2 separate regions of the Mus musculus genome follow, and region 2 is linked to region 1. Evidence: chromatin loops called from intact Hi-C (ENCODE). Cell type or tissue: left cerebral cortex. All regions are shown on one strand.

What was found. A loop is a pair of places that touch in the nucleus more often than their neighbours do. Peaks named below come from ENCODE experiments on the same cell type or tissue, not always from the same donor. Only the 100,000 strongest peaks of a DNase experiment are listed, where the experiment ranks them.
Region 2: a loop joins it to region 1, with 5 times the contacts of the local background. A loop is called at or near these places in 2 of 42 quality-filtered maps.

The regions. Positions count from the first base shown.
Region 1 is chr8:22,408,730-22,413,729 of GRCm38, forward strand. Mrps31 (mitochondrial ribosomal protein S31) reads left to right here and starts at 2,611. Exons shown (of 7, transcript NM_020560.2): 1 at 2,611-2,855. The coding sequence starts at 2,737. In left cerebral cortex, a CTCF peak has its summit at 2,894; a DNase peak (open chromatin) is centred at 2,631; H3K4me3 peaks cover 1,963 bases; H3K27ac peaks cover 1,018 bases.
Region 2 is chr8:21,989,612-21,994,611 of GRCm38, forward strand. It overlaps Atp7b (ATPase, Cu++ transporting, beta polypeptide), which reads right to left. Exons shown (of 21, transcript NM_007511.2): 21 at 4,737-5,000. Among named protein-coding and RNA genes, the nearest start is that of Ccdc70, 22 kb to the left of the region's middle. In left cerebral cortex, CTCF peaks have their summits at 2,772 and 4,510; a DNase peak (open chromatin) is centred at 2,785.

The sequences.
Region 1 (5,000 bases):
AAAGCCAAAGGATGGAAAGGAAATGACCTGGCCCCTTCGATGTATTTACATCTATTCTCACTGCTTCAGTCATGGTCGTGGTACAGGAAGGTTTTTTGGTTTTTTTTGTTTTTTGTTTTACTTATTTATTATTATATGTAAGTACACTGTAGCTGGCTTCAGATGCACCAGAAAAGGTCAGGGTGGTTGTGAGCCACCATGTGGTTGCTGGGATTTGAACTCAGGACCTTTGGAAGAGCAGTCAGTGCTCTTACCCACTGAGCCATCTCGCCAGCCCAGAAGTCTTTTTGTAAGGTTGATTGGTTGAAGCAGAGGTGGATGAACAAATAATGTCCCTGTCTAATTAGGGAAGTGAGCCCCTTATGTTATCACAGTTCCTAAGTTTACTTTCAGGTTCATCATTAAGGAATGTTCAAAGTTGATTGTAAATTCTCCCATAGAACAAACATGAGGAGGCAGATTCAGCAGAGACTAGTAGAGCTCACTGTAGACGTAGGTGTCTTCAAAAGCTGGCACTGTTTAGGTGGCTACAACAACAAAACAAAACAAAACAAAACGAGATATTTTACCCTTGCTTGCAGTGGGGGAAACAGTATTCTTTTACTTTAGTTAATTTTAAAGATCCTTTTATCTACTAAAGGAAATACACACACACACACACACACACACACACACACACATATATATGGTAGTGGGTGTTTTCACGGAATACATAACTTTTTAGGTGTTGAAAGAAAGATGAAATTTCAAGACCTGTAAGTCATATAAAGTACTCAGAAATTGCTGGTTGTTTGTGAGCCTAGAGGCTGCCTGGGGCTGAGAAAAAAGAAAAAACTAACCCGGGTATGCCCCGTAGTTAAAATATTCCTGGGAACAGCTTAACCTTAAAGATAAAGAGGAATGTGAGGACATAACAGGGCTATCTGAACTGAGTCAACAACTCACAGAACTCTGACACCCTGCACGTACATGTAATTTTTCTGCTGATGTTTGAATAAGCCAATAGTGTGTTGCTATGCTGAATTCCACACCCCTAAGCCCCTTACCCCATAAAAACCCCTAGCTTCTGAACCTCATGGCCGACATCCATTATCTCCTGTGTAGGCTGCATGTTGGTCCGGAGCTCCGTCATTAAACTACCTCATGTAACTACATCAGGGTGGTCTATTCATGATTCTTTGGGTGCCCGCTGAATCTGGAATTGAGTGGGGGTTTCCCCACTAGGTTCTATCAGTGTCAACACTAAGACATGTAGAAGATAGCTTTGATGCATCTTTATGTTGGAGGAAAATGGCATAAAATAAGTTTTAATTTAATGTTTCTGATATTGGAGGAATATACTTGGAGTTATAAACTACTGTGTGTTGTTGCTCCTGTTCTTACAAAGATATATTTGGCCAGTACAGAGAAATGCAATATATTTGATTATAAATGCCTTCTGCCTTGTAATTAATATAGTATATTATATATTAGATCTAACCTCAGTGATAAATGCATTTTGAAGCTTGAAAAGAGTTGTAATAAAATTGTCTGTACCGTTGCAAAAAAAAAAAAAAATCCCTGAGAAAATAACACTAGCTGGTCTGAATTCAATGGGTCCATGCAGGTACTCAGTTTCCATTCAGAGATTCATCAGGTGAACCGGATCTGTCTTGGATCCCCATATCGTGGCGCTATAATTGTCCATGTTAAAAACAAACAAACAGAAACCCTGGTACTCTTATCCTAAATGGAATGAGAGATATTTTATTCTGGAGCCATTTTGAGAGACTGTGGCTCAGATACACAGATCTTGATTAACCCAAGTTCCCACATTCAAACATGGAAGTAGTTTCATTAAATTTTTATAGTTTTACAGAACAAGGTAAATTATAAATCAAGGTTAAAGTACATCGGTGGGTATATCAGAGGAGTAGATACAGCAAGTTGGGGAAGCTTTTCTAATAGGTCTATAGGCCTAAGATTCAAAGGGTTAGTTCCAACAGAGGTGGCAAGGACTGGTTGTCCGGGTTGGGGAGGTGCTAGAACCAGCCCAAAATAAGATAATTAAATTAATTTCTAGACCTGCAACATTCCAATCTCTCTAAAGTACTACGGTTCTAATCAGCCGATCAGTCTCTGCAGTCACAACTTCTTTCCAGGAGTTCTCATCCACAGTCCCCATAAAAGAAGGCTCCAGCAACAACCACGATCCCTTAGCAATTTCCCTCATGTGCATCCATCAATATTGACAGCAAGTCCATCTTTAATTTGCACTATCGCTTGACTCAAATTATCTTGCTTATTTTGCAAATCCGTGGGATTGTTTCCTTTTAATTCATCGGAAAAGAGGTGAGGAACACCTAGCCCCAGACCTTGACCAGGAGCAACTGTCACAGAGACAACCGCTGCGGACTCGCCCCGTCACTCACGGAAGGGCAGGACAGGGAGTTCTGTTAGTTCTCTACGGCTCCAGTCAGCTCAGTTGTTCATCCTGTTCACTTTCTCCGGTCTGCATCTTTATGGAACCTCGATATCCACTCCATCCAAAAAGGAAGCAGCAGGATCGAGCCAGCCAAAGACCCAGGAACATAATGATTGGTCTCCGTTTCCTACCGGAATCCAAAAGGAGCGGAACAGTGCAGGCTGGAAAACATCTCGGAGGACATTTTTGGCAGAGGGACGAACCAGTTCAGCTGTGCACTTCTTGGCGCTTGTGCTTCCGGCTGTGCTCTGGTTTGAGTTTGTATTTACACGATGCTCCACAGAATCCCGGCATTTCTACGCCCTCGCCCTTTCTCGGGCCTCCCTTTGTCCTGTGGAAACCGGGACGTCTCGGTGGCTGTGCTACCCGCGGCTCAGTCCGGAGCTGTGAGGTAAGGTGGCCCAGAGCTATTGGCCGCGCCGGGCTTCCAGGGCTCGCTTGCCCTCTACTTGCCTTGCAGCGACATTTTTTTCCAGCCCCCGGGGTTGGATACTGTAAGCGTAGGCTCTTGGAAGCGGTTGTTCGAAGTGTGGGTAGAAAGAAATCGTAGAAGGACAAGGCAGCTTGTCCGATGCCGTGATGAGTGTGGCAAACAGCCATAACAACAAGTCTTGTTTCTTGTCCCGCGGTCTTTCTGCTGCAAATCTATCCCTCATCCTGCTTGCTGTTACTTCTCTTTGTACGGACTCGAAAAGAGAGGTCGTTTTCTTTCATCTTCTATGCTTCCCAAGAATTTTTATAGCCTCGTTAATGCTTCCCTCCTTTATTCCCTACTGCATTATTTAAAGTGCGTTTATGTCAGCTACCGATGTTGAGCTCCGAATAAAACAGTCCTACCATTCTGGACAGTAGTATACTTCCATTGAGGAGGTGATTCAAGTAGAGTGAAGATAGCATGGGTAAGCACAGAGTTCATTCTCTCAACAGATAACTAGAGGAGAGCAAATAGAGACATCTCGAAGTTGTAAGAGGTTCATGGTATTCTTTCTGGGCACGCCTGTCCTCAACGCCTATCTCAGTGCTGAAGCAAGATAGCAGTGGAGATGGAAAGGATCAACTCCGTGAAGGAGTCTGCACAAAATAAAGTGAACAGGATGTGACCTATAATGAAGTAACGGAGTGGTCAAAAGGAGTGACTATTTCTGCTGATTGCTCTAGAGAACTGACAGAAGGAGAAAGATGTTTCAGAAAGATTCTAAAATGTCTTAGCATTTTAAACTTGCAAGATGAATTTTTATTGTAGGATCCTACACTGCAGGGTGAAAAATGTGAAGTCAGTCTCTGAGGGAAGCCATGTGGTGCTTTTGGTGATGTTGGGGATTTGAATTCAGGGCTTCAAAATTAGTGGAAGCTCATGAGGTATTCTCAAAGAAAAAAAAAGCTCATATGAGCATTTAGGATAATAGTTTTATTACTTTATGCTAGGGAACATTCATGGTTTTCCTGTAATACAGGTTTTGTGTGTGTGTGTGTGTAGTGTCAGAGCACTCTTGAAAGGAAACGTTGTGCTAAATAAAATTAATATGTGTGACTTGTTCTTCTGATTTTCCTATGTCAAGGTACCTTCAACATTAACTTTCAGAAATAATAACTGTTTGAATTGTATCATATTGATATCTCAAGAGTTCTGTGTATTGGTCATGACAGTACTTCCCTTTGTAACTTATTTTTCACTCCGGCATTTTCTTTTCTTTTTTTTTTTTTTTTTTTTTTTTTTTTTTTGGTTTTTCGAGACAGGGTTTCTCTGTGTAGTCCTGGCTGTCCTGGAACGCGCTCTGTAGACCAGGCTGGCCTCGAACTCAGAAATCCGCCTGCCTCTGCTTCCCAAGTGCTGGGATTAAAAGCGTGTGCCACCACGCCCGGCTAACTCTGGCATTTTCATAAGCAAATTATATAGTTTCAGAGTTTGGGAAAATTTTTTTTGCATTAAAGTGTTCCAAGCCTGGGGATGCCAATTGCTAACTTTGACAATTTGATACATATTAATAACACATTATTAATTTACTATACTAATAATAATACACTATTAATAATATGTAATCCAGAGAACAAATTGCAACTGAGTTATCTTGGGTTTTAGTTAAAATGCAAATTCCCCCACTCCATTCCAAATGTGAAAACTCGTGAACCCATTGCCTGTGCGCTGCAGCAGGTCAGAAGTCCTACGGCCTTTAGAGCATCAGCTTCTTTTTTTTATAAAATGAGAATGTATTTTTGTAAAATCATAAGGATTAAGTAGCATAGCTATTCAAAAGAAGTCTTCTAACTAGTGGTGCCAGCATCACTTGGGAACTTGTTTAAAATGTAAAATTTTTAGTTCCTTCTTGAAGGTGCTAAGTCAGAATTATGTTGTGGGACCAAAGAATCTACATTTTAGCAAGTAGGATAGGTAATTTCTGTGTGTTTTAAAGACTAAGAAACAGTACTGTAGCCATTAGCATCCTAAAGGTAGAAACTGTTTACTGGGCCACAGTCTGACTGCTCACCATACCACATGATAAACCAATTGAGCCATGAAACAGGATGTTGGAAGCAA
Region 2 (5,000 bases), 420 kb before region 1:
TTTCAACCCCAGCAAGCAGCAGAACTCAGAAGCATCAGTCGTGTGGCTCTGGCTTTAGAGTCAAGAATAGAAGGGACTCCTGGGACAACTGATGCTGGTTAGCTGGAGCTAAGAAATTAGCAGTGATTAAGTAGAGACCACTGAAGTGAAATCTAGGAAGTGTTTTCTGAGAGCACAAAGAAACTGTGTTCCAGAGATAGCTAAGGTTGAACCTCCGGTTGCAGCTGGACTTGGTAATATGTAAGAGTCAACCCAGGTGGTACTGGTTCTGAAGGCGTGGATAGGTCATGAAGAGCAGCTGAGGCTTGGCCCTGAAGAGGCCATGGAAGGCCATTGGTGATGGTGCAGCTTCAGTTGCAGTTGACAGCCCAAAACTGAAAGGGTCATGCAAAGGATTTGAGGCTTGGCACCATACAGAGAGCCTGTGAGAGGCTATTGGTGAAGCCTAGCTGCAGTGGAAGACCCCAGTGTATTGGAGATGCCAGTACAATGGGATGATCACCAAGAACAACAGCACAGTGGAGTGGATCAACCTGAGCCTAGAGTGCTACAGAGGGCAGAGCTGGAGAAGTGACACCAGCCCTTTGAAAGAGCCCAGAAGATCATATGTGGATCCCAGACATTGAAACAAGAAGCTAAAACTTTGAAGTTTGCCTTGGAGGCTCAAAGATATTTGAGATGCCAGAGCCAAAGGATATTTGCTGAGGAAAGCTGCTAACAGGGAGTGGAAGAAGCAGCCCAGGAGAAAGAAGTTTGTTGCTGTCAACAAAGATGAAAAAGGAGTTGGAGATCTGAAGACTGCTTTGACATCAGACATGGAGATGCAGACTTTGGAGTTTGCCCAGCTGGTTTCCTGTCTTGCTTCCCAGGTTACAGTTAAGTGCTTGGATGAATGTCAGAAGAGACATTTTTAGTTAATATTTTATTCATTTACATTTCAAATTTTTCCAAGTTACCCCTTCACAAACCTCCCATCCCATCTCCCCTCTTCCCTCTCCCCTCCGCCTCTATGAGGGTGCCCCTCCACCCACTCACCCACTCCTGCCTCACTGTTCTAGCATCCCCCTTTGCTAGCATCAAGCCACCACAGGACCAAGGGCCTCCCCTCCCATTGATGTGAGAAAAGGCCACCCACAGCTACATATGTAACTGGAGCCATGGATCTCTCCATGTGTACTCTTTGGTTGATGGTTTAGTCTCTGGGAGCTCTGGGTGGTCTGGTTAGTTGATATTGTTCTTCTATGAGATTGCAATCCCCTTCAGCTTCTTCAGGCCTTCCCCTAGCTCCAGAAGGGACTTTTAACTTTGGACTTTTAATATTGCTGATACTGCTATAGTCTATGGGGATTTTGGAAGTCGGACTACATGTACCTTTTTATTAAGCTATGTCTATATATGGCCCCCATAGACTTGTGTGTTTGAAGAAGCCTATGGGGCCAGGGAGTGGAATGTTATGGTCTGTATATGCTTGGCCCAGGGAGTGGCACTATTAGAAGGTGTGGCTCTGTTGGAGTAGGTATGTCATTGTGGGCAAGAGCTTTAAGACCCTATTCCTAGTTGCCTAGAAGCCAGTATTCTCCTAACAGCCTTCAGATGGAAGATGTCGAACTCTCAGCTCCTCCTGCACCATGCCTGACTGGATGCTGCCATGCTTCCCACCTTGATGATAATGGACTGAACCTCTGAACCTGTAGCCAGCCCCAATTAAATGTTGTCCTTTATAAGACTTGCCTTGGTCATGGTATCTGTTCACAGCAATAAAATCCTAACTAAGACAAACAGTTAAACAGTTTTATTGGCACTGGGCTCAAACCAGGGATCTTGCACATGTTAGTCAAGAGGTCTACCAAGTTATACCCTCTTGGTTCATTTTTCCTTATGCTGATATAATATAATAGCCATTTCTACCCCAGAGAAAAAAATGTTAAATTTCCATCAATCTTATTTCATTTTGAAATGTTTGAACGGATGCTTTTACATTTTTGTTCATCTTTTTGAATAGGAAAAAAAAAGCAACTCTGGGATTTCTCAGTATTATGTAACCTTCTTACATTCTACTCTGTAACCTCAGCTGTGGTCACTGTCTTTATATGAAGAACAAGGGCAGACAGCAGACCTCTCTCTCCATGCAGTAACCCCAAACAATGGTGCTTCCAGCCTTGTGCAAGCCCAGTGTGAAACTTCAGCAGAGCAGTTCCTTCTCCACCAATGCCAAGCAGTTTACACACACACCTGAAAAGGGAAAAAAAGGACCAGTAGGCCACTTACTCTATTCCTCTGTGTATGTGCTCCAAGGAAAGGTGGAATTATGGGTGTATGCAAATGAGCCTTTTATAATTCAGGGACTTTATGTACATTACAGAATTTGTCTTAGGTAATCCTATTTTATTTTATTTGTACAGGGGATTGAACCTACTACTCCAGCCCCCTACATGGGTTTTTAAAGCCCCTAATCTCCCCAAATCCTTTAATCAAGTAACCTTTCAGGTGAAAGTCACCTTTATTAATCCAAGTTCTTTATTAAACTAGCTCAATAGTTTAGATATCTGTTTTTAACATGCCAATTTCCAGATGCCACTGAAAATTAGAATTATCAGTCATTTCTTATAGAGGTAATCCCATCTTAATTCTTCAGTTTACCAGGAGCAAGAGAAGATGCTCGGATTCAGCCAGATGCCTGAGAAACCTTTCAGGGATGCTTGCTAAATCCTCCCCACAGGAGCACCGACACTCCTTCCACAACGGTCTGTGGAGACCTCATGCCCTGACTGTAAAGTCCTCTAGGGTGTGCTAGAGACCAAGCAGTGAGGTTCTGGGCACAGTCAGAGCTTGAGGCAGCGACTTCAGCAAAGGCTTCCTTCTCTGCGGTCCTAATGCTACCTAGACTAATACTACTCTAATACTAATACTACTCTAGACTCAGCAGAGTGGTTCAGACCAGGGCAAGGCAAGAGGGTTCCCACCACCTCGTGTCCCCACTGCTAGAATCCTATCATTCTCTGTCCCTCCAAAGAAGTCCCCAGCAATCCGGTAACATGAGCCATACAGACAGAATAAGCAAGCCACAGGCAACTCCTGGATGAAAAGATACAACTTTATCCTCGTGCTTCATGGAAAGTTTTGAAGAGGGAATTGTTCTCTGGCCATTAAAAAAAAGAAAAAAAACCTGACTCTTTGAACATCTAAAAAGTTATTTATTTGTACAATTATATAAATATTTTCATGTCTACATGTGAACATGATGCTTACATTCTCAGAAGGTTTAAAAATCAATACAATTAGATTCTTTAGAAAATGATTACCTTATTCCAAAACAAGACTTATTCTGTAAGAACAGAACTATAGACCGAGTAGATGACGTCAGTGGGAGGAGGTCGCTGGAGAGGGAGTGGAAGGGTTGCGGATACCAAGAGCGCAATAGATCCCTATACTCCCGGGTTTTAGAAGATAAAGCTCAGCAAGCACCGCTAAGGTGCAAAACCCAAAGCAGCCATCCCAAGTGATGGGTAGTAACCTCGTGACCACTGCATCCTAACCTGATGCAACTCATCCAGCTCCTGTCGCGTTTGCTCGTGCAGCAACAAAAGGACCCTCGTCCAGTTTACTCTCACCGAGCAAACTGATACTGTAAGGCAGCAGCGGAATTACAGAAAGGCCTTCGGAACCCTCTGAACGGCACATTGGCTGTGAGTTCCTGGGAAGACACCGAGGCCCTCGGACCCTGTTTTCTTGTTTTCAGTCGTAGACGGTAGGTAGTTACGGTGCTATTTTTGTGGGGAAAAGAGGTGAGAAACCTACAAAAAAAAAAAAAAAAAAAAAGACTAACACTGCCATGGCCAATAAGTGACATCCTATAAAGGAGTTTTGTGGCTTTTTTTCTTTTAATGTCACAAATGAGAGTAACCCATTTCTGCTAGTCTGTTCCGGGTGGCTCAGCCACTCGCTCAGTTAAGCTGGCCCCATCCCTGCCCTCTGAAGCCACTCCAATCACATAGTCATAGCTGACAACAGGAACATTTTCACTGGGGAGGGGGGAGGGCGCTGTGGGTGTCCCTCCTTTAGATGTCTCCTCAGCAGCAGACAGCTCTCTATTGAGAACTTCACTCTCTTCTGGTGGGAAAACTCCCCCCAGGCACACACACTAAGCATTTGTGACAAACTTCACTGGACCCCACTGAGTGACAGGGGTGTGCCCTTATGCATACACCTCCCAGGGAACAGTGCTTTATACACTACAGGTTATGGCATGGCTGTATAGGGTGCCCTGAGAGGCAAGGACCTGGACCCCATAGGAAAATGAACTATGGTCAGGCTCTGAGGTATCTCTCCAGCTGGTTGAGAGCGGCACATGTGAGTCTGTAGGTGTGGCTCTAAGCAGGATGGCATTCTTTTCAGAGTAAATAGGGATGCTGGGTAGCTCTTGCATTGGGCTGCAAACCAGGGCGCCACCTTTAGGCGGGCAGATATGCAGGAGCCAGAGCATCAGACCCAAGGCACTAATTCTACCCTCAGAAGATAGAGGGCAGGCAGTTCCAGTACCAAGGATGCCAGCTACACCAGGCAGAGAACAGACTCGTCTGAAGGAGCCTTAGGCTTACACGGCCCATGTGTGCTGCCTAACTCCAGGTGTTATGGGAGCTCTTAGTATAGGAGAGATCTGGTTGGAGCTCTCCAGGGGGGCTGAGCTAGGCTTGTGGTCCTGATGAGCCTGGTCCTCACTGCCTAGATAGTATATACAAATATAGTTGGCAGGGTTCAGTGAAGAGTGATGGTTTCCTCCCAAGCAGGGTGTGATCTCGCCCTCATGAAAAGCAGGAATGGTATACTTTCCCCAACCTAGTGGCTTCTGGAAGAGCAATCCTGCCCAGCCTCTGCAGATACACCACACACTGTAAGGCAAGGCTAGCAGGATGCTCAGGTCTCACCATGAGCTTCGTCCATCCCACAGTGGCTTGTTAAGGCTGCACCTCCTGGCTCCACCACCATGAGCAGGAGCAGGC